Regions from separate parts of the Homo sapiens genome. Here region 2 is linked to region 1. The links are chromatin loops, found by intact Hi-C in ENCODE. Cell type or tissue: lower leg skin. All regions are shown on one strand. Each heading gives the region's core, and the rest is flanking DNA. Links, peaks and the distances in the headings are about the cores only.

The links. Hi-C counts contacts between places; a loop is a spot of excess contacts. Peaks named below come from ENCODE experiments on the same cell type or tissue, not always from the same donor. Only the 100,000 strongest peaks of a DNase experiment are listed, where the experiment ranks them.
Region 2: it touches region 1 in a loop (8-fold over the local background); 100 of 110 quality-filtered maps call a loop at or near these places.

The regions. Positions count from the first base shown.
Region 1 is chr5:64,778,662-64,791,219 of GRCh38, reverse strand. It overlaps CWC27 (CWC27 spliceosome associated cyclophilin), which reads right to left. Exons shown (of 14, transcript NM_005869.4): 3 at 9,187-9,299; 4 at 7,241-7,384; 5 at 5,641-5,739; 6 at 4,593-4,696; 7 at 2,200-2,269. Among named protein-coding and RNA genes, the nearest start is that of CWC27, 16 kb to the right of the region's middle. In lower leg skin, for the core only: no CTCF peak of the experiment used is centred there; a DNase peak (open chromatin) is centred at 6,619.
Region 2 is chr5:64,630,932-64,643,489 of GRCh38, reverse strand. No RefSeq gene overlaps it. Among named protein-coding and RNA genes, the nearest start is that of SHISAL2B, 53 kb to the left of the region's middle. RefSeq lists an enhancer at 5,991-6,160. In lower leg skin, for the core only: no CTCF peak of the experiment used is centred there; no DNase peak of the experiment used is centred there.

The sequences.
Region 1 (12,558 bases), core at 1,876-9,875:
ACTTACTTTAGACTAGAAATTTAACTTCAACAAAAAACTGACAGAAAAACTTTCTCCTGCCCTTGCTCTCCAAGGCTGCTCAACCTAACTATCCAGGACCCTGTGGGATTTAGGGAAGGACAACGGGCCAACTGCCTTCCCCAGCTGCCTTCTACCCCAGAATGCTACGCTACCAGTGAAATTTCTCACCAACCTTTGAGACGTCTTGGGCTTGAAGGAGACAGCTTCTACAGCATTCATAATCATATGAGAGACTTAACTAGCTAAAAAAACCCTCAGTTCAAAATTCTGATTCTACCACCTCTTAATTGCATGATCATGGATGAGTTATTTAACCCTCTCTGAGTTTCACTTTCTTTATTCTACAAAATAAGAAAAATAATATCTATATTGCATGGTTGTTATAGGGATTACATAAAATAAATAGTATAGTTAGCAGATAAGAAGATAAATTATTGTAATGCAGTAGGATAAATGTTTTGATGGGCATAGACAGATTATCATGGAAAGAAGTACCTAGCTTAGCCTGGATGGGAGTTCAGTGGCAGGGGGAGGTAGAAGTAGTAGAAGGTGATAGTAGACCTAAATCTTAAAGGAAAAACACTTTAAGGAGAGAGCATACTCCTGGCAAAAGGAAAAACAGGGGTGGGGGAACTGTGAGGAAAGTATGGGTATGCAAGGAAACTTGACATCTTTAGAAAACATCAATGAAAAGGAACCCTGGCAATTTCTAGATCTAACATTCATGGTTTTGTCCATTCACAAACATAACCACAGAATCATGACACATAGTAAATCATTTTGATGAGGCATAAATTTGAATCATAAACAATGCAAGACTAGTGCACTGACATCTAAAGAAGATGACTCTTCAGATATTGAGGTGACAGAGTGATTGGTGACGTTAAGGAATTGGGAAATGAAGTTTTTGTAAAAAAATGAATTTAGTTTTGACATCTAGAGACCTTTCCTAAAGCAACTCTGAACAAGGGATAAGAGCCCAGGAGAAATATTTGGCCTTATCTCCTAGAGTTTAGAATGTTGGTGTACAGGTAAATGGAAATTGAATCCATGGCATCAAATACATCACTCAAGGATACAATAAAAAGCAACAAAAAGTTATGACCAAAATATTTCATATACACACCATTTTAATTACATTTTAATGCAAGGGGTATTAAGTAGAGTGCTTACTAGGCGTCCAACATTAGCCTGCAAAACCGTGCTCACTAATAAGGGAACATATGGCTAAAGAAGTAAAAACAAGAATAATAATAATATGCTTTTAATTCAATGTTATTGTTAGAGTTGGTAAGAAATAGATAATTATGTTAAGCAAGTAAGGCTTATAGGTTATAAAGTTTTAATTACAACAATAAAGACTATAAACCTAATCCTTTAGTTCTCAGTATTCACTAATTTTCAAAAAAGAAAGGCATATCAGAACCTTTAGGAGTAGAAACCCTTGAAGACAGTTTTCTTGTAGTATACACACCAGAATTACTGCTCTAAACAATGGCATGACACCGTGTTTCAGTAATGCGTATTATGATGCAAGCAATATTGAAGAAAACCACATGTAAAGGCCTACAGGAAGGACTAGCAGAATAAAAAGGCCAGGAGGCACTGCATAATTCAAGGACATGGATTTAATAGTTACAAAGACCTGCGTTCAGTTCCCATCTGTAGCTACTTATTGGTTATGTTACTTTGAGCAAATTATAAACTATAGCTGAATGTATTCATGAGTAAAATGAGGATGATAATAATATCACCCATCTCAAAGGGCTGTAATGAGAATTAATGAAATAAACAAAATATATATAAATAACATTAAAATGAATATAAGAGTTTTGGTCTGTGACTGTTTATATCAGTAATGATAATAATCATTATCATCTAACATACTACCTGAAAAAATAGCAGTTAGGATCTGAATCATAAAGTCCAACCATTCAAAAAACTGCAAGTCTAGTTCAAACTGATTTTTTTAAAATGCCAACATTAAAAATAAATAGGATAATCTCAAAAGTTGCAAATATTACTGACCACAAATCAATTTACAAATTCAATGAACACTTACTGAGCCTGCCCCATGTAAAACATGCTGTGCCAGATATAGCAGGAGATACAATAGTGAGTAAGATATAGACCCCAATCTCTTTTGTAAGTTAGAACAAAGGGCAAATTAGAGATTACCTGACTAACTCGATTTACTTCCTCCTCTTCTTCCTCAGCTTCCTCTCCAAATGAAAGTAAACTAAAATTTCTAGTCCAAAAAAAAGAAAGAAAAAAAAAAAGAAAGAGAAAGTCAAATCAAACTTATAAATACCTTATTTTCAGAGCAAGAGAACAGAATTTACAAGAAGAAATACATTCTGACTGTTCTAAAAAAGACCATATTACTCAGTATTCAGCAGAAGTATTCTAACGATCTGTATTTTCAGTATGATGTTAAAGCTTTTGCCTCACAGCACCAATGTTTCCTATATTATACTAACTTTTAATGACCAAAAATCCCTTCTGAGCATTACCATTAAATTTACTGAGTAAAGCATGACAGAAATAATTAAGCTTTTTTATATTTATCAAAACTGGTAGCAAAATGGGGGTTTCTGAAAAATAATAAGTATATATCCCTGAGTGCTACAAATGGGAAGCAATTAATCTAGTATTTGGCAAAATATTTTTTAATATTTTAAAATTAATATGTATACAAAATTGTCAGACAAAAAAATATGAGCAATGAACAACTAAAATAGCCCACAAGGAGAAAAAACTAGGTTTGTCTCCTCTGATTCATCAAACAAAAGTAATCTCAAGTAAGATAAACAAGTTACTAAAACTGTCTCTCAAATAGAAAAATTAAAGATGTGGCAGTGAAACAGATTTTTTTTTTTCCCAAAGCCTAGAAGCAAGCAACGACCAACATATCATCCCCAATATATTTGCTGGAAACAAAAACAAAGCAAAACACACCAAAAAAAGACTTTAGAGTTTATTGTTAAGATAAATCATAGTGATGACGCACTGCATATGAATACAGTGACAGTGACCTTTCATCCAGAGATAGATTAATCAAAATAAGCTGATCAAAGAATTTTTAAAAATCAAATAAATAATTCCAATAAGCAGTTATTTTGCCACAAGGAATTAACTGCTTATTAAAGTGTCTGGCTCATATCTGACACTTTATAAAACAATTTAACTTTGTATTTGTAGGATATCAAGGAAAAAGACTAATAGGTATTGAATGCCTATACTACTGGGTGTTTTAACATACCTCTTCTCATTTAATCCTCATAACAACCAGGAGTTGAACTTATTCTAATCTCCATTTTATAGGAAGAGGTAACTGAAGCTTAGAAAGTTTAATCAACTTTGCCTTTTATTAACTAGGTTTGGCAGGATTATATCTAGAATTGATCAAATCTAACAATTATACTTACAATAAAATCTCTAATAAGGATCCTACGATTCAGTAAAAGAGTACGTTGAAATCTAACTCTGCAGTATATACAGACAGTATTAATAATGTAGAATATTGTCCAAAATACTGAAATTTATTTTTTCATTCCTATTTTTTGGAAAATTATCTTCTGGAAATAAACCAGAATACTGAATGAAACAGCTTTATATTTTAAAATATTTATAATAATATTATTTTTAATAGCAACATAAAAGGAGTAAAAAGTTAAATACAAGTTAAATTGCATAATGCAATCATGCAGTCATTAAAAATATTCTTTATACTTTACTTTCTATTTATACTGAGTGAGCACATATTAATTTTAAAATAAGCAACAAACAAGTTTCTCAACAACTCATTTATATAAATAATTGTTACAGGGATCATAAAATATGTATCTATTTATTAACACAGATTTCATGTGAACAACTGAGATGACATGTTTGTAGCTTAAGTTTAAGATATACTGCACCTGAATACAAGAGTTGCTCATTTAGGAAAACAAACAAACAAACAAACAAACAAAACCACTAATATGGTTTGGCTCTGTGTCCCCACCCAAATCTCATCTCGAGTAATTCCCACAATCCCCATGTGTTTTATGGGAGGGACCCTAGTGGGAGGTGACTGGATTATAGGGTGGTGTCCCCAAAGCTGTTCTCATGATACTGAGTGAGTTCTCATAAGATCTGATGGTTTTATAAGTGTTTGACAGTTCCTCCTTCCCACTCGCTCTCTCCCCTGCTGCCTTGTGAAGAAGGTGACTGCTTCGCCTTCCTCCACGATTGAAGCTTCCTGAGGCCTCCCTAGCCATGTGAAATTGTGAGTCAATTAAACCTGTTTCCTTTATGAATTACCCTGTCTCAGGTATATCTTTATAGCAGTGTGAAAACGGACTAATACAACCACACACTCATAATTCCAATATCTCTCAGTCTCAGGCATGTCTTTATAGCAGTGTAAAAATGAACTAATACAACCACACACTCATAATTCCAATATCTCTCTGGTTCAAACTGGCCTCTCCTTTGCTAGTAAACAATTACTATAAAAGGAAATATAGTAAACTAAATGAATGAGTGTCATTTTTCAAGCTGAAGAAAAATCTCTCCACTATGATTACTTTGTGCCTTTGGGTTTCAATTTCTTTACTTCCTCCTCTGGTTTCTCTTTTTTCAGCCTTTTAATTTCCCTTGGAATGATGTCATCAAAAGGATTAAACAAAACCTATGAAAAAAAATATTTCGAAAACATTATTCCATTTTTAACATTTCACAAAAAATCAAACCCCGTATGTAATTCCAGTGGTATAGTGTCTATATTTTTCCCCACATAAACATTATTAGTATAGTGATATATATTTACTACACAACATGCTTCCACTTACACGGCCTCACTGGATTCTCTCAATAATCCTATGTGCTATTAAGTAAGGGATATTTTATCCCCATTTTACAAAAGGGAAAAATATTTAAGAAAATGTAAATGATACACAGTAAACAAGATCAACTCAGATGCTTTGATTCCAAATCAAGTATTCTTGCTTCCTCAATGAAGGGTCATTCTTTTTTTTTTTTTTTTTTTTTGAGATGGAGTCTTGCTCTGTCGCCCAGGCTGGAGTGCAGTGGCGTGATCTTGGCTCACTGCAACCTCTGCCTCCCAGGTTCAAGTGATTATCCTGCCTCAGCCTCCTGAGTAGCTGGGACTACAGGCGTATGCCACCATGCCCAGCTATTTTTTTTGTATTTTTAGTAGACACAGGGTTTCACTGTGTTAGTCAGGATGGTCTCCATCTCCTGACCTCATGATCCACCCACCTCAGCATCCCAAAGTGCTGAGATTACAGGTGTGAGCCACCGTGCCCAGCAGATTACTCTTAAATTACCTATGAAGTCACTACTTTGGGCTAAATAAACCTAATTCCTTTAACTTTCCATTATGAGGTAAGCTTTTCAGTCATTGGATTATCAGATAAAGTTTCATCTTTGAATTAAAATCTTTAATTAAAAAAATTCTTAACTAGAAACGGTGCCCAAATAAATTAGAGATAAAATTTGAGTTGTGATGTTAACATAGTATAAAGCCTTAATCCAATAGTTTAAAAATACTAAGAATCAATTCCTCTTAAACGACAATGTAAGTGCTGTATCTCGTAATAATCATGCTCCTACCTCACAGCTTTTTATTTTGTGTGGATTATGTGGTCTTTCGTCATCATCAATGTCTACTTCTGACAGTCGCAACATGTTATATACTGTATCCCCTGTAACCTATCAAATTAAAAATATAATGTAATTGAAAATTATTGCACTCATCCTTTGAATTAAGAGAAAACCTTTGAAAACATCTTTCAAATAATTAAAAGAAAATTTCATGTGATTACATAAAAATATATGCATTTAATAATGCAAATAAAGCAACTTTATCTTAAAGGAGAAAAGCATGGATGGAGTTCAATCCCCCAATAAGTTTTTTGGAAATTTCCAATATATATTTAATGTAAGTTTTTATTAATAATATAATGCCAAATAATCTCCTACTGAATGACAACTTTTCATTCAAACATCATAAACAAATTTAAACTTTGGAATAGGATAAAATAAGCAAATAACAATAACAATGTGGTAAATGCTTTAGAGACATTATCTCATTTAATCCTCACAAACAACCTAAAAGTAGGAACTAATATTATCCTTCTACAGATAAGAAAAATGAGGATCAAAGAAGGTATAAAACCAACAGTGATGGCCTTTCTAACTTCTAACTATGCTACACATTGTCTCTGATGTGTTAGTTATATAACCCAATTGTAAAAACTGATGCAGAATGGCAACTTAAATCTCATTTTATTACACACTCTTATTTTTAAGGAATAAATGGAGGGAATCTATAAACATCAGACAGGCTGTGCTGGAGTGGCTCAAAAGAATGTGCCAATGCATATTTCCTAACCCACTGTTATTAATAAGTATTAACCAACAACATTGCAACATATAGTTTTAGTGTGATTCCTTTCATTCAGTGTTTTTCAAGAGTTTTAAAACAACACCAGCTTTCCAATTGTACTGAATTTGTTTTTTTCCCTTTCATCACCACAAAAATCCAGTTTTGCCCAGTATATGGGGAAACCATTCTTACTGAACCAGCAGAGGGCGCTGATGCACTAGTGATGTCCGATATGCCTAAGACTTAAAACATATAGAAACATATTTATGAGAATGGAGAAGAGTGAGAGAAGAAAACCTTCAGAATCCCTTTTTAAAGGGAATTGTTAAAAATTCTATAGAAAGGACGTTCCCTAATATGACATTAAATGTGAGCAGGATTAAATAGGTACTATTCAAAGTAATATTTACAGTAAGAAGTTTCAATGTCAACACAAATTCCACTTTAAACTTAAGAAAATCCATCATTAAGAAAATAAACTGTAAACTACTAAATATTATTACCTAAATGTCCTTCCAAAAGTGTAAAATCAATATTGGCTAAGTGGCACATTTTAGCTCATACCATTACTATGATTTTAAAGAAGGAATACACTAAAGTCACAACTAATGACTGAATTGAAAGATCCAAAAAGAACTTAGATGCTCCCTCATAGTGCACTATATTAGGAATATATTCCATCATTTTTGAAAATAATAAACATATCCTATGGAATGTTTTTACAAAGGTAGCTCTTAGATAAGTTAATCATATGTATCTTAGAAGTCTAAGGAATAACATAAAACCAAAAACTGAACCACAGGTTTAAAATCACTGGACACTAACCTTTCCAAAGATGGTATGCTTATTGTTAAGTTCATCTGCTCGACCCAGTGTGAAGAAAAACTGGCTGCCATTATCATGAGAACCAGCATTTGCCATGGCAACCAGTCCTCTCCGATTAAAACGCAACCGTGAATGAAATTCATCCTGAAATGTAAAAAGATTTAGTGAATGTCCTCAGTTATAAGACCCTTCATATGCAGTTATTCAACTTGACCTGCAAGGTCCCATACAACTTCTAATAAAAAATGCAGACATTTTACTTAATTGATTTTCAAGTATTTACTATTCTTTCAATGTTATTAAACTTGAATTCACTAGACTGTATCTTCTAAATATACTCAGACAGAAATATACCCTATTTTGTAGAAAGCTGCTTAGTTACATCTAAAGGAAGAGTACCCAAGGGGGAATGGATTTCTAAGTCATTTCCCTATTCTCATCCCAAAGTCAGCTATGCTTTTGAAATCTTCTATTATTTCTCCCAGAAAACTACCTTTGAGCCATTGCAGAGTATTCAATTATTACTCCTTCCCATCTCATTCTAAATGTCATTAAACAATTGCTTTGTTCTTGTTTTTTAATTCAAATAATCTACTATGATTGTGTTATGTAATTTTACCATGTCTTTTTAAAGTCCTAAGTTGAATCTTCTCTGAAATGGCACTGATTCTATTTGCCAGTTTTCAAAAGAGCAGGAACAAGCCTTTCTAAGGTGGTTTTCTCACCATGACAGGGCTACTTAACAAATATATTAGTCTCTTAGTTAACAGAATTTCCATCCAGCCTGATACAGAACTCATTTATAAATGTAGTCATGTTATATCATAAATGCTTTTCACAAAGGAAGATATTTTTCCTTAATAAATAATTCTCAAGAGATCTGAACTCAATGGATCATAACTCTGTATACTGTATTCAAAATGACCTAATTGAAAAATGTAACAAGATAACTGTATTACCTGAAAATAATGAAGCAAAAATCTCAAATTAGGAAGGAATTGTCAAAAACAGCTATTCTGTCACACCAAATAAAAGAATAAAAGAATGCTTCCGACTAGACGGAGTATCTAAAATCATGAGAAGTCTTACCATGGTAAAATATAAAATAGTCTAAAAGTGACATCTGAGACTTTTAAAATAACTATTCCACATTTCTAAGGCCATTATCATCTGGAAATTAAAGCTAACAGTTCAAGTATTTTCTTCAAGAATCACACAATGACTCATTAAAAGATGAAAGGAAAATGCAATCTATTCCCTTAATATAAAAACGAATTTTTCAAAAACTCCCATATTTTAAGAGATACCAATATTTACTCATTCAAAGAACATGATATTGGTGCCATCAAATTAATAACAAACACAACTTTTAGCTTTTACTTGAACCTGCTGTTGTTATTATCTTCACTATGACATTAACTCCTTTTCTTCTTAGATCTATGTTGGCAGTTAAGAAATCACTGACCTGTTCTTGATTAATGCATCTTTTACAGACAATTTATTTATTTATTTATTTATTTATTTATTTATTTGAGACGGAGTCTCGCTCTGTCGCCCAGGCTGGAGTGCATTGGTGCGATCTCCGCTCACTGCAACCTCCACCTCCCAGGTTCAGGCAATTCTCCTGCCTCAGCCTCCTGAGTAGCTGGGAATACAGGCGTGTGCCACCATGCCTGGCTAATTTTTGTAATTTTAGTAGAGATGAGGTTTCACCATGTTGGCCAGGCTGGTCTCAAACTCCCGACCTCAAGTGATCCGCCCCCCTCGGCTTCCCAAAGTGCTGGAATTACAGGCATGAGCTACTGCACCCAGCCTGATGTTTATATACTAATGTGAAACGTTTTTTCCTCTTGTGGAACACAATCATTTTCGATTAAGCAATCCAAACTGACTTGGAAATAATAATAACAACAAAAATAATAATAAAAATAATAATTCAGTCTTACTTTGAATGGCGCTCCATAGATAGACTCTCCACCACTCCCTGTGCCAGTAGGATCTCCGCCTTGGACTATGAAACCAGGCACAACTCTATGAAAAATGGTATTGTCATAATAAGCTGAAAAAAAAATAAAAATAATTTATCAATGTCTAAAATTAATCATCTCTACAGTTACCAAAATTAATACAGCTAGAGTCAAAAGATTTATTTTCCAGAATGTTAAATACGCTCCCCAGCCAAAACCTTTTGTATCCTCCTTCTTATAAAATAGTTACTTCTCAGAACAGCACACATTTCTACAGAAACCATCACTGTTGACTTCTTGTTTTTATTTCTAGGATTCTCTCAAACTCTGGACTGGTCTTCAAAACAGAAATTAGAGAGTTCTGATAGGGAGGAGAAGCAATATTGTGCCCCAGGGGACATTTGTCAATTTCTGAAAATATTTTTGGTTATCACAAATGGGGGATACTACTGGCATCCAGTGAGTAGGGGGCAGGGATACTGCTAAACACCCTATACTGCAAAAGACAGTTCCCACAACAGAGAATTACCAGCCCAAAATGTCAACTGTATGGAGACTGAGAAACCCTGGCAAAGATAAATACCTTATTTCCCACTGCTTCCTCTTTTCCTCACAGGAAATTAATTTATTAACACACAAACTCATAATATATCAAAATTACTTATTAGTTATAGGTCTAGAACCATCAATACACCCTCCTCAAGAAACTTTGAATAAATAAAACAAATAACACAATACATACTTGAGTCCAATTAGCTCAGTTTGCTAAATGATTGAAATAAATTATTAATATTTATATGTAATTCAAAAATATACAATTGGAGTATATAATTTAGAACTCATAAATATACAGGAGAGACTGTATATGACCTCCTATACTATATATTATCTGGAACCTAAAATCATTAGGATACTTCATAGAAGAAAAGGAAGTTAACTTGGGAATGGCAGAAGCATGGCATCTCAGTGAGGCAAAGTATAAGCGACAAATTGAGTGGGAAGCAGGAATTAGAATTTGCCTGAATAAGAGAATTTACATTAAGAAGTAGCAATAATGACCAACATGCATAACAAAAGATGCTCAATATTATTAGTCATTAGAGAAATGCAAATCAAAACCACAATCAGATACTACTTCACACCCACTAGAATGGCTAACATCAAAAACCTTAAAAGAATAAGTGTTGGTAAGGATGTGATGAAACTGGAACCCTTTTACATTGCTGGTGGGAATATAAAATAGTGTAAAAAGTTAAACACAGAATTAGCATGTAATCCAGCAATTATGATTCCGGTGTGTGTGTGTGTGTGTGCGCGCGTGTGCGCGTGTGTATACAAGTGATATATATGTTTATATATTAATATATAATTTATAAGTGTAAATATATATAGTTCACATAAATAATATATAATATATAAGTAATTATAGTTATAAGTAATTTTGATATATATTGTTTGATATATAAATTATATATAATATATATATCACTGTGCACATGATCAGATTTGCTTTTACAAAACATCATATATTTATATATATTGTTTCTATATATATCCAAAAGAATCGATTGTTTATATATATATCCAAAATATATATATTTGTATATACATCCAAAAGAGTTGAAAACAAGTACTCAAATACACACAAATGTTCATAGCAGCACTATTCACAAGAGCCAACAGGTGTAAACAATTCAAATGTCTATCAATGGATGAATGGATAAATAAAATGTGATATATACATATGATGGAATATGACTGTCACAAAAAGGAATGAAATACTCATACATGCTACAAAATGGATGAACTTCAAAAACATGCTAAGTGAAAGAACCCAAACACAAAGTCACATATTGTCTGACTCCATTTATAAGAAATATCTAGAATAGGTAAATCTGCAGAGATGGAAAATAGATTGGTGGTTGCTGGGGGCTGTGGGTGGAGGAGGGGTATATTAGTCCATTCTCACACTGCTATGAAGAAATACCCAAGACTGGATAATTCATAAAGGAAAGAGGTTTAATTGACAGTCCCACATTGCTGGGGAGGCCTCAGGAAACTTACAATCATGGCGGATGGCAAAGGAGAAGCAGGCACTTTCTTCAGGCAGCAGGATGGAGTGAGCGCAAGCAGGGGAAATGCCAGATGCTTATAAAACCATCAGATCTCATGAGACTCACTCATTATCACAAGAACAGTAAGGGAGAAAATGCCCCTATGATCCAATCACTTCCACCTGGTCCTGCCCTAGACATGTGGGGATTATGGGGTTTACAATTCAAGGTGAGATTTGGGTGGGGACACAGAGCCAAACCATATCAAGGGGAGAATAGAGAATGACTGGGTTAATGGATACAGAGTTTTCTTTTGGGGTAATAAAGTGTTTTAGAACTACATAGAGGTGCCGGCTGCACATTATAGTGAATATACTAAATGATGTTGAACTGTACACTTTAAAATGGTTAGTTCTATTTTATATAAACTTCACCACAGTTTTTTCAAAAAATCCGTTAGGTGGAAGGAAAGAAATTTTACATCACTGAAATTAGTTCTGTACTTACATTAGGTAAGCACAAGAGGAAAACATATGTAGTATGAAGTACTGAATAAACAAAAGCTATTATTTTTGTTGTTGTAAAAACAAACAAAAAGCAAATAGCAACAAAGCAGGTTGTGGTTGAGCCAATCATCGAGTTAGGCAGTCATGATTCAATCACATGCTGAGGGTTACAAAGCAGAAAGATGGAAAAAGCACAGTTCCCTAAAGATTTCACTGAGCTTCCCTAAAGATTTCACCAGATTTCTTGACATACAGGAGGATAAATGTCTTTATTATTTAAATCATTTTGAGTTGGGTCTTCTATTACCTGCAACTGAATACAACCTGAATATAACTCATTCAATGAAAAATATTTATCAAGTATCTACTGTGGGCCAGGCATTTTACTGATACAGTTACTGACATAATTTATAAAGTTCCTATTTTAGTGTCTTGGAGACACCCTCATAATTATTTATATTTGCAAAGTATAACTGGATATACAATGCATATTTTAAAAATTATAATCTGTATTCTAACAACTGTATTTAGTACACAGTACATAAGAAGTAGAAAGGAAGACCAGCTGATTTTTGCTTAGTCCCTTCTCCCATTGCAGGGCAGTTGGGCTGCATTTACAAGAGCTCCCTAGTGCAGACAAATTCCCTCTGGTTACAAATAGATACTATAAAAACCAAAAGGTCTTAAAGTATCTCTCCTATATTCCTAGGTAACCATTTCATCAGTTACACTAACACTGTATGTAGCAGTCAGGAGTTTGAGTCTTGCCTTTTGCTAGCTATACAGTCTTA
Region 2 (12,558 bases), core at 2,098-10,097, 150 kb after region 1:
CTGGACTGAACAACTAAAGGGCAAGAGTGTATCATATCATAATTCCACATTACTTTGCACAATGCCGTGTCCCTTAAAGATGTATTGAATTTGGTTGATTAAAGACATTAGGTAGATGTTGCATCTGTCAAGGTTTGAGCAGAAAGTAGAACAAAAATTAATAATAAGAATCAAAAGGAAATAGAAAAAATGTAAAGAAAGGACTGTGTACAGAGATGTGGGTTTAGGTAGGATGATGAAACATACACAGATGTTATGGGCTGAATGTTTGTGTCACTCTAAATTTCCTGTTGAAATCCTAACTCCCAATATGATGATATTAGGAGATGAGGCCTTTGGTAGGTGGTTAGGTCACGAAAGCAGAGCCCTTGTGAATGGTATCAGTGACCTTATAAAAGAGACACCTTGTCTCCTTTCGCCACCTAAGGATACAAGATGGCAGTCTGCAACCCAGAAGAGGCCCCTCACCAGGAACCGACCATGGTGGCACCTGTATCTCAGACTTCTGGCCTCCAGAACTGTGAGAAAAAACATTTCTGTTTATTGAGTCACCCATTTTATGGTACTTTGATATAGTAGCCTGAAAGGACTAGGACAAGGGACTAGTAGGCACAGGAAGCTGTTACCTTCCCTGGATATGAAGGGAAAAGGAGAGGGTGTGGCTACTGGAATCTGGTGAGAGCTATAGCTATAGGAAAAAGGCTGCCTAGCAAAAGTTGTGAACTTGGGTCAGGGAACACAGCCACTGTGGAACTGTTACCTACCTAGAGAGAGAAAGAGAAAGAGAGCTGGTGGAACAGTCACCTGGACCTCTTTCTCTTCCTGTAGTTAGGTCTCCTGGAAGAGCCTCCCAACAGACAGAGTAGAAACAGTTGAAGAGGAATCTGGAAGGGCACATGGAGAACATGCAGCAGAAGGTATATAACAAGGTTCATGCATTCGTTCAACAGCAATCGGTCACTTAATATGTGCAAAGCACCAGACTCTGTCATGTGGGAGAAACAAAGATGAAAATGGCACTATTCCTGTGGCAAGTGGTTATTTACATTTCGGAAAGGATTCCTAATGGATTGCAGTGAAAGAAAAGGTTTCAGTTTTTTAAGTGTTCCTAAAAGTATGTGCACATGTTTAAAATGGACTTGTAATGGAAAGCAATAGTTTGCTATTGTTATTATTATTATTATTATTATTATTTTGAGACAGAGTCTTACTCTGTTGACCACACTGCAGCGCTGTGGCAGCGATCTTGGCTCACTACAACCTCCATCTCCTGGATTGAAGCGATTCTCCTGCCTCAGCCTCCCAAGTAGCTGGGACTACAGGCTGCGCCACTATGCCCGGCTAATTTTTTATTTTTTGGTAGAGATAAGGTTTCACCATGTTGACCAGGCTGGTCTCAAACTCCTGACCTCAAGTGATCCACTGGCTTCTGCCTCTCAAAATGCTGGGATTACAGGTGTGAGTGACCACGCCTGGCCTAATTTGCTGTTCTATCCTACTCACCACCAGTCTTTCTTCTTAGAGGTTGAATTTGCTTAGTTCTGATGATAATCTCCAAATCTCTAAAAATATGCTTACACTTAAATTTTGGTTGGGCACCTGTAGACACTATTAACTTCCTTTCATGGATTTTTCTCTGGAACACAGCTTCAGAGAAAAGGCCTTCATTTAATAACAGCAGCAGATCCCCCTCCTATGTAGATATAGTTCTCTACCCAGTCACCCCAATTTGAGGTCACTATCAACTGAGAAACTGCACCCAGGCTTGCAGAGCCTCCAATCAGCTCTTAGTATCTCATACTTTTGCTAAAATTTAATTTTAATTTTTTCATAGCAATAGATGAATCGTTTCAAAAATCAGTTAGTATTACAATGCTTATAATGAAAAAAACAAGTCCTTGTTCCCTGTACTATTCCATTTTCATTTTCCTTTAGACAAAGGTACTATTTTCAAATCTGTTAGCTATTTCTTCTAATATTTGTCGCTATATATATATATATATATATATATATATATTTTTTTTTTTTTTTTTTTTTTTTTGGGATGGAGTCTCACTCTGTCCCCCAGGCTGGAGTGCAGTGATGCAATCTTGGCTCACTGCAAGCTCCACCTCCCAGGTTCATGCCATTCTCCTGCCTAGGCCTCCTGAGTAGCTGGGACTACAGGTGCCTGTCACCATGCCCAGCTAATTTTTTGTATTTTTAGTAGAGATGGGGTTTCACTGTGTTAGCCACGATGGTCTTGATCTCCTGACCTCATGATCTGCCCGCCTCGGCCTCCCAAAGTGCTGGGATTACAGGTGTGAGCCACTGTGCCCGGCCTGTCACTATGGTTTTAAATATATACTGCTAACATTTAGATACCTACACATCAAAAATATTCATAGCAGTATATAGATAGCATTATGTTTACAAAATGCTTTTGTTTTTGTTTACAAGAATTTTCTTTACAAAATTCTTTATTTTGTAAAAGAAAATAAAATTCTTTATTTTTCTTTTTTCTTAGCCTTTATTTCTTCTGCCTTTTCATTCCAATATCTTCACACCTCTAGCTGACATTTCCAAACGAAAATTCAATACTTTAAGGATTAACCAATCATAGTAGAGCAAAAGGAATGTATCATAATGCCCACAAGCATTTAATACTTGTACTCTGGAGATATACATAAACTACATTAACAAATTTATGTTGTTTGTTTTAGGAAATTTTAAGAAACTATTGATTTAAAGATAGACTTGTATATGAACATTTCATCAAAAGTTATTTTGTTTTCAGATTCCTATTTATTAGTTTATATGCTTTTTCGTTCTTCTCCAATATTGTATTCACTCTTTTTTTGATACAGGGTCTCACTCTGTTATCCAGGCTAAAGTGCAGTGGTGCGATCACAGCTCACTGCAGCCTCAACCTCCCAGGCTCAAGCCATCCTCCCTCTTCAGCTTCCTGAGTAGCTGGAACCACAGGTGCCTGCCACCACACCAGGCTAATTATATTTTTGTAGAAATGAGGTCTCACTACATTGCCCAGACTGGTCTCAAACTTCTGGGCTCAAGCGCTTCTCCCACCTCAGCCTCCCAAAGTGCTAGGATTATAGGCGTAAGCTATTGCACCTGGCCATATTCATTCTTTAAAAACACCCAATATTCAATTTATGACCTACTGTGACATGAAGATTATTTCTTTATTTTCTGCCTTTGCATTTTCTAAGTTTTTCTTCTTTTTAATTGAAATAAAAAATGTTATAGAATATATTTAGGATCCAAATGAGATATAAGTCTACGGGTATGTCTCTTTATCTCATTTGGATCTTAAATGTATTCTATAACACTTCATTTATTTTTTTCCCGGAAATATCTATATACTCTAGGTCTGTGTGTTCAACAAATTTGTAAGAAGAATATTATGTTCCAAAGTTGTTTTTAAAGAACCAATTCAGTTCCATTTCTGAATACCATATTTCCCTGTCATTACAAAAATCCTTTTGAAAGCATTCTTTCTACTAAATGATTTGGTATGGTGTCTATTTTGAGCATATGAGCAAGCACAATTATTTCTAAATCAGAGCAAAGCTACAGCTGAAAATTCCTTTAAATTCTGTAAGCCTTTAGTAGAGTTCATATGGATGTCCTCATCACAGAACAAAGACAAGGCACTTCAATTCAAGAAGCTTATGGAGTGGCACATACATAGTATAGGTAAATATAAGACAGATGGTATCGAGAGCCAGAATGTGTGATACAGGCAAGCAGTGCTTATAGGGTTTCAAAAAAAGAAAAAATGGAGATATCAATGTGGGCTGAAGTCATTGAGGGGAGGTTCCATTGGGGAGCCTTGAGCAGGGAGAGTAATCAGGAGAGGACACTGAGAACAAGAGACAGTACTGTGGCGGGGTGAATGGGGCAGGGTAGGGGAGTTGGGGAGAGTTGGTATTCTGGGAGATCAGGAAGACACAGACTTGCATACATTGAGTTGGAGCAAAGAGAGCTAGAATCGAACCAATTAGGCAGGGATACTGTGAAGTATGGCATTGGGGGTAATTTTGATTATAAGGGTGTCTTACTACAGATGCTCCTGGGGACACACAAGCCTCATCTTTTGGTATGTTGGCCTTAGAAAAAATGTTGCACGCTGTGCACCAGCAAAGTTTAGCCAGGACAAAGAATTCTGTATTTTGTGGAAATACAGAGTGGTTTGAAGTAGAGACAACTGAGTGTCTCAAAGATAGCACAGGGCAGGCAAGCTCCAGGCAAAAAAGACTTGTAGTTTTTCTGTGAATTTTCACAGGGTCAGCCCAGGTTGCTTCAGGGTTATTTGTATCATTCATCCCCCCTTGCCTCACCTGCCTCCCAACCCCATTTTCCCCCTTTCCTCTGTTGCATTCTGGTCATGCGAGAAGATTTAGAAAAGACTAGAACTGTATTTGGAGAGCCACTCACACCAGATTTGTGACTAGTCATGCACAATTCATTAGATTTTATGTTTATACCATAATGGTGAAGCTGCAGATGCTGATATGAAAGCAATATAAATATATTTTAAAGTGCTTTCAGATAGTGCAAACTTTGAGTTGCTAAGACCATACAGAGTAAAAATAAACATCATGGGAGTGAGGATTCTCTGTATTTTCTTCCCTGTAGGCTGAAACAGATCAATTTACTAAAAAGCAGTTTATCAAAAGATTTGTTTGCTGGAAAACCAATTTGCAGAGCACCAGTTTGCCAAATAGTGATTTATGGACTAGCAATTAGCTGATTGAGTAATTTATTAAAGGACCTATTTGCTGAATTATCAATAGAGTAAAAACTTTTTCTATAAACTATTACAGCAGAATGGCATATTAACTTATTCTATCAATAAAAGTGCAAAGAAAATGTGGTTGACAATTAATCTAATTTTTCTTATATGCATCCCCTCCCTGACTCCTACTCTCTTGGGTAGTGTGGGCCAGGAGAACTGCAAGTAAGGATTTATCATTCTATTCTGATTTCAATGGTTTCCTTTTAGTCTCTGACTTTCCAGTAAGTGTTTCATCGTTCACAGTTCTTCGCCCAATGCCTTGTCCCTGGCAAAGGTGGCTCTTGGGGTCCTGGTCTTATGTTCTTGAGGCAATGGCGGGAAGGAGAGGGGACTGTGATCTGTGAGTGGATCTTTGTGCTCCCTGGCTTCTGCCAAAATAATGGCCCCCTTCCATCTTGTCACTGCTCCTCCTGCTGGCTCCCATTGCTGAAGTTTACTGACGAAGCAGGCAACCTTGTGGTCTAGTTTCTCTTTGTCTTGTCTTCTCTGAGGTATTGTCCATTGATTCAGACCCACCTCAGCGGTCAGGGATATGGCGTTTCCCCCTGACATCTGGCTGTGAACTCCCATTTGGTTCTCACTCTGGGTAGTTGCCCTGTAGACATGGCTCGCACTGTAGGATGAGCCCAAGAAACCTATCAGTCAGCAGCATTAACCCCTTTGTGTCCTACCACATGCCACACGGAGCGACAGCAACTTTCCATATCCCCGGGAGCTCGGGAAGACTTAGCAATGCCCCAATGCCATGTGACCTTATAACCCTTCCAGGTTTACTCTGAAGTGGCTGGAGCTGCTGAGAGGGCCATTCATATGATTGTGCCCCCCTGGAATTGTGTGATGCAGGGGGGTAGCTCTGTAAAGTCTGCAGCTTTCTCTTCAGACTGTCTAGCTTGCTCTTCTTTGATAGCCTAGAAGTCAGAAGTCAGACAACAAATACTGGAAGTCTTGCTTTCTGTATTTCTGTCCTCTTCTCTTCTCCATAATCTCCTAGTGTCTGAAAGAGGCCAAATTGTCACTTCCCCCTGGCTTGTTAGAACTTCTCCTCCATTCTATCCTTTCCTGAAGGGTATTCTCACTCCTCTCCATCCTTCTCTGGGGGCTATAATGACAGAATGGCTCTCAGCCTGAGAACTTAATTTACTGGAGAGAAGAAAGGAAAAAAAACCCCACCCTATCAGCTTGATATTTTCAAAACTTCATTTTCATGACATTTTCTCCCTAGTCCCCTCCCTCCACACAGTTGGATACGTGGGGCTCACTGCCTGTGGAGGGAGCAGACTTTACAGCAAGACTTGAGGTTACACAGAGGGAAGTGCCCCGGTGGGGCCACGTCAGGAGAGAGGAACACGAGGAAGCCGCAAAAAATCATCAGCCATTGACTCCAGTTGCTGATGTGGCAGTGTGACATGAGGCAAGGAACGCGTTGGTAAGAGAGCCACAGGCCATGTCACGTCTGACACCCATCTCCTCACAGGATTTATGTGGGGATGCCATCTTTGTGAGGAGGCTGGGGAGGAACATCTGAGGGGCAGCATGTCGCTGAAAGGGCCATTTGTACTGAAAAGAAATGGTTGAAACTGAAGAGATTAAGATATGTCAGGGTGGGTGAAGATTAGAAAAATAAGAAAGCTACATTTACTTTTCACATTTGAAAGTAGTTTGAGTGAACTTGTACAATGACTTTAAAAGTTTATAGCCATTCACTTTTCATAGATGCTACCCCATGTTCAGTGTACTTTTTGGAATAACAATTTATTGGTTATTTAATTTCTGGCATTGTGCAATTTAATTTCTGGCATTGAATAACAATTTAATTTCTGGCATTGTACAGGTCACAAATATCAAAGATTTTTTGTGACCTGTACAAATATCAAAGCACTTTTTGGAATAACAATTTATTGGTTATTTAATTTCTGGCATTGTGCAATTTAATTTCTGACATTGAATAACAATTTAATTTCTAGCATTGTACAGGTCACAAGTATCAAAGATTTTTTTTCTTTTAAGGAGGGCATTGGCGTCTTTATCCCAAAGTATTTTCCGTTCAGTCTTTTGGCTTTCCTAATGCGCTTAATGACTTTGCTTTCTGGAGTGGGACAGAAGGCAGCAGAATCACAATGATGTCCAGGGAATTGTGTCTGGGGTGGTTTTCCCACATTTGTGTACATACCATCTACTTTGTGTGTGAGCACATTCACACATACACTCTCCTGTCTACCTCAACTCTGAGATCCCACTTTATTTTTAGGTTCTTAGGGGCATGTTAATCTTCACATATCCAAGAGAGTTTAAAGGGTGAAGCAAGGAAAGACTGACCATTTGTGTATATATATTCAATGTTGATGAAGTGCTTACGTATCTGAAATATGAAAGAGCTTGGTTTTGCCTTACGCCATGTTAAGGTAGAGGCAAGCAGAGAAAGGTTCTTCTCTTCTGTGCACAATATCTTTCAGTTCCTGTACTTTGCTGTCCCCTTTCAAAAAGTCGTCTCTGAATACTAAAACTTCATGGAAGTTTGAACCACGCTGACACTAGATGAGAAAATGATACCAAAATGGCTGAACTATTGAGTCTGGCATCAACAAGAGTGAGTCCAAAGATTGTGTCTTACCTAGGAAACAGCAGAAAAGATTTTTTTTCCTGAGCAAAACACAAAGCTGAATTAGAATTTAACAAAAATTTATTGGCTAGTATTAAGTGTAAGGTGGTGTGCTGGGCACCAGTTGGAGGAGTTTTCACAGTGCTGTTGGACAATCAACAGGTAACCAATGGACAGGTGACTCAGGAAGCTCATCACCAACTGTCCAGGTTTGCTTGGGACTGAGGGTGTTCCCAGGACGTGTGGCTTTCAGAGCTAAAACTGGCAAAGTCGTTGCCAAACCAGGATAAGTTGGTCACCCTACTTATCAGACAACCTCAGCTCCAAATTCTATGATTTTAACCCCAAACCTCTACTGGATCACAATAACCTGTGATATTTAAAGTGTTATTGGACCTGTAGATACTTGCTTTTTGCTAAGCAGATAAGAATTTTTTGCAGGAAAGAATTCTGGTCTTTGGAAAACTGGTTATGCTGCTTACTGGAGCACATGAACTCATAATGTTTTATGTATGTCATTCATAATTAATCTTTGGACTTTATTACATAAAATGAAAATAATCATCACACTCATTTTTTGTGAGGATTCAGTGAAATAATGGGAGAGATGGTGTTTTTCATACTTTAAAGTACAATGCAGATGTGAGATGCTATTATTTCAGACATGCTCCTGTAGCAATAATAGAATAATACAAAACAAAAAATTCATTTTTTTCAATCTCTTATGATAAAGTTTCCCCCTCAACATGTTTTATAATTTAGCAGAATTAAAAATATGTGAAGATACGGTGAAGCACAAGGTATTATTGTACTGCCATCTTGAGGGCATATTGTGAACTACACTTGTATACTTTAAATTGTTTTTCAAAAGCAGTGGTGTTATGTTTTAAATGTATCAGCAACAGTAATTAAGACCATTGGCATAGAGTCTGAAGGCCTCATTAAAAAGCTACTAGTCAATCAGTCATAAGGAATCACATCAAAAATGACTAGCACCAGTCACAGAGCTATGTTTATGAATGAGGCTGGTCTTCTGGAGTGATTAACTGTTAAGACTGGAAGGGACATTATAAGTCAGTTCTTGCAGATGACTTCCTGTCTGCTTCCTGCGCTCACTTGGGGATTTAGCAACAGGAAGAGTAACAGATTTAGGCCTGAGAGATGCCCAGGAAGAGGGAATAGGCAATCTCTGGCACAAAAGAGAGACCGCAGACATCCGGGCTCAACACACATGTATGTATCATCTATGTATCTATATGTGAATGAATGAATGAACAAATGAAACTCTTGTGTCAGGGTCTTTTTTTTGACTCCAGGCTGTCTCTGAGTTCAAGGTAGAAATCAGAGAATCATGCTTATAGCCTCCCATTCTGGGAATATGAGTGCTGGCCAGTGTCCTTCTACCTAATGAGATGGGAAAGTAACCTTCAGAAGACTGGAATTGGAGGAATCTCCTTTTAAATCATTCTCTGGCTTCCTTGGGCTCCATAAGCTGTGCTTCCTAAGGAATCTAAGCAGTATCAAATAAGAGAATCAAAGGATTCAAAGGATTCAATACTGAGTTGGGAGAATGTTTGTTGGGAGGAGGAGAGGACAGGAGAGGAGACAAAAGTCAAGAGTTGTGCTTTTGTTTAGCTAACTCAATCCCTTGTGTCACACATTAGAACTTTACAAAGATTCTTTGCTTGGCCAAACTTTAGTCAGGCTTCTGAGCTTCTTCCTAGGCCCATCTGTGTACTTCCTTGTAAAAATCCAGGTGTAGCAAAGAACTTGCTATGTCAGTTTAGCAATAACCCTTCATCCTTGACCTCTGATCATCCTTGATCATTCTCCACCATCTTCTGGATGATGTCTGATCAGCCTGGCTGGTCTTCAGCAAGAATCCTGTTAGATTGGTTTAGCCAGAATCCCTCCTACCCCTGATGCTTCCTCTCAGTAATTTTCCATCCTCTGACCCCCACCTTGCTCCCTGGCTATAAATTCCCACTTGCCCATGGTGTTTTCAGAGTTGAGCCCAGTCTCTCTCCCACACTGCAAGATCCCATTGCAGTGGTCCCTGTACCTACCATGATGGTCCTGAATAAAGTCTATACCATATTTTGACAAGTATCGTTTAATATATATTTTTAACAGGCTTCAGAAGATGTGGCTGCCTTTCCCCCCAACTCTCATGTTCTACTCAATCTGTGCAGAGTCCTTTTTTCACTGCCACCCTTCTAAGACATACCAGCTTGCCTTTCAGGATAAAGGTTCTCAGATCCATTTCCTTCTTGTGTGGAGTTGTTGCACTTTGACCTGATGTGCCATGTCTAGAGTGGACAAGTGACTCCTGAATATCTTCTTCAGAAATATTATTTCTCTGAGCTTCAAGTCAGTGACTAGTAAAATAAAATGACAAAAATAGAAATATTATTTCTCACATCCACTACAATTTTGTCAGCCAAAATGACTAATAATATCAATTATTGGTGAAGATGTGGAGCACCCGGCATGCTCTGACATTGCTGTTGGAGTATAAAATAGACAACTGTGGAAAATTATTTCCAATGAAATTAAATATATACCTATTCTATAACATGGAAATTTCAGATTATATTCTACTTCTAGATAGATATCGAGAAGAAATGAGTACATATGTCCACAAAAAGAACATTCACAGCAACCTTATTCATAAAAGCAAAAACCTGGAAACATACAAATATCCATCAACTGGACAATGGATAAACAACTGTGGTCTATTTATACAATGCAGTCTCAATAGTAACAAAAGGACAAACTACTGGTGCATGAAACAATGTAGATTATTCTCAAAAACCTTACGCAGAAGAAGTCAGACACAAGAGTTCATATTGTATGGTGCCATTGACACGAAGTTAAAGAACAAGCACAATTAATCTGTGGGCACAGAAATCACGATATTGTTTAACTTTTGTAGGGGAATGTTGACTTTATAGGGTTACGAGGAGAACTTCATAGAATGAGATCGAAGTTTTTATATATTGGCCGGGTACAGTGGCTCATGCCTGTAATCTCAGCATTTTGGGAGGCTGAGGCGGGCAGATCACTTGAGGTCAGGAGTTTGAGACCAGTCTGGCCAACATGGCAAAACTTCATCTCTACTAAAAATACAAAAATTAGCCTGGCCTATGATGCATGCCTGTAATCCCAGCTATTCGGGAAGCTGAGGCATGAGAACTGCTTGAACTCGGGAGGCAGAGGTTGTAGTGAGCCGAGATCGTGCCACTGTACTCCAGCCTAGGTGACAGTGAGACTCTCTCTCTCTCTCTCTCTCTCAAAAAAAAAAAAAGTTTTTATATCTTGATTTAGTGGTGATCACATGTTGGTGTATAGAAATTGCAAAATTGTTAAGCAATAAGATTTGTACATTTTGTACTTCATGTAAATTATGGCTCAGTAAGGTACTGTTAAAATCTCCTTTCCTTTCCTTCAACTCTTCTACCAATTAGAATTCCATTTAGGTTTACTAGCTCCTCTTTTTAGATCATACTGATAGGGTTAGGTCAGCCTGGAGTAGTTTGAGGAAGCAGGCGGGAGGTAGGAAATTTCCAAAGGCAGCCGCCTCCACTTTGTAACTTCAGTCAGGAGTCAAGTGGTGGCAACTGCTTCAAATGTCACAAAAGAACATCTCCACCTACTCCTTCTGTACCCGGATGGATGTGGCTAGAGAAGAAACACAGCTGTGCTAATTTAGTCTCATATTACATTTTTCCCCAGAAGTCTCAAGTGGGCCCTCTGCAAATCCTTGCAATTGTATTATATTTCATGAGTAAATTTACTTTCCTACTTCCAAAAATTATTTCATGCCCTAACTCTCTCTCTTCAAATCAACAGCACCCTCTCAGCTCTGACTTTGTTTCTTATTTCATTGAGAAAATAGAAGCAATCAGAGGAGAACTGCCTCATTCTTCCATCACCAAGTAGATCAGACTACCTGTATTTGTATTCACACAACCTGACTTCACTCCCATTTCAATGCATCAGTGATTATCAACACGAGCTATATGTAGAATTTTTAAAATGCTGATGCCAAAATCCCACTTCTAGAGATTCTGAATTAATTAATCTACTGTGGGACATCTATTTTTTTCTTTCAAAAAAAATCTCAAGGGATTTTAATATACTGGTGGCATTTAGAAACAGGAATTTAAAATTCCTGTTTGAGTCCCTACCTAAGGGCAAGTCCTCTACTTATAAAGTGGATCCTACACTCTCTCTCACCTTCTCAAAACTTCATTCCTTCAACGAGCTCCCCTCCTTCCTACATGATCAATATTTCTCTCCTGGCTAGATAAGTCCCATCAGCATACAAATATACTCTATTGTCTTAATAATCCTTCTTTCTTGGCTCCACCTTTTTCTCCAGCTGCTCCCCCTTACACCAAAACTCCTTCCAGTAGTTGTCTAATAGTGGCTATCTACATCCCATAACCTCCAATTTTCCCATTAACTTACATTTGTCTCTGTCATTCAACATTAAAATCATCAGCAACCTACATGTTGGCAAACTCAATGACTTCTTTTTTTTTCTTTTAGAGACGGAGTCTTGCTCTGTTGTCCAGGCTGGAGTGCAGTGGTGTGATCTTGGCTTACTGCAACCTCTGCCTCCTGGGCTCAAGCAATTCTCCTGCCTCAGCCTCCAGAGTAGCTGGGATTATGGGCGTGTGCCACCACACCCGGCTAATTTTTGTATTTTTAGTAGAGATGGGTTTTCGCCATGTTGGCCAAGCTGGTCTTGAACTCCCAACCTCATGTGATCCACCAGCCTTGGCCCCCAAAAGTGCTGGGATTACAGGTGTGAACCACTGCGCCCGGCCCCAGTGACTTCATTTTAAGCTTTGACTTATTTCACTTTTCAGCAACATTTAGCACAGTTGATTTTTCTTGAACGCCCTTTCACTAGGCTAGAGCATCACTATCATCTTTCTTTCTTATGAGTGCTTCTTCTCAGACTTCTTTGCTAGCCCCTCTTTTCCCCAAGCTTTAAACCCCAGGTGATGCTCTGGCTCAGGGCCTGCCGCTAATCTTCTCCAGCCACATTGTTTCTCAGGGGATTCTCATCCATTTCCATGTGTGGGTAGTTCACACAGATGTTTCTTGAACTCTCATCTCTTTTCTAAGAGCGAAGCTCATATCTCCTTGC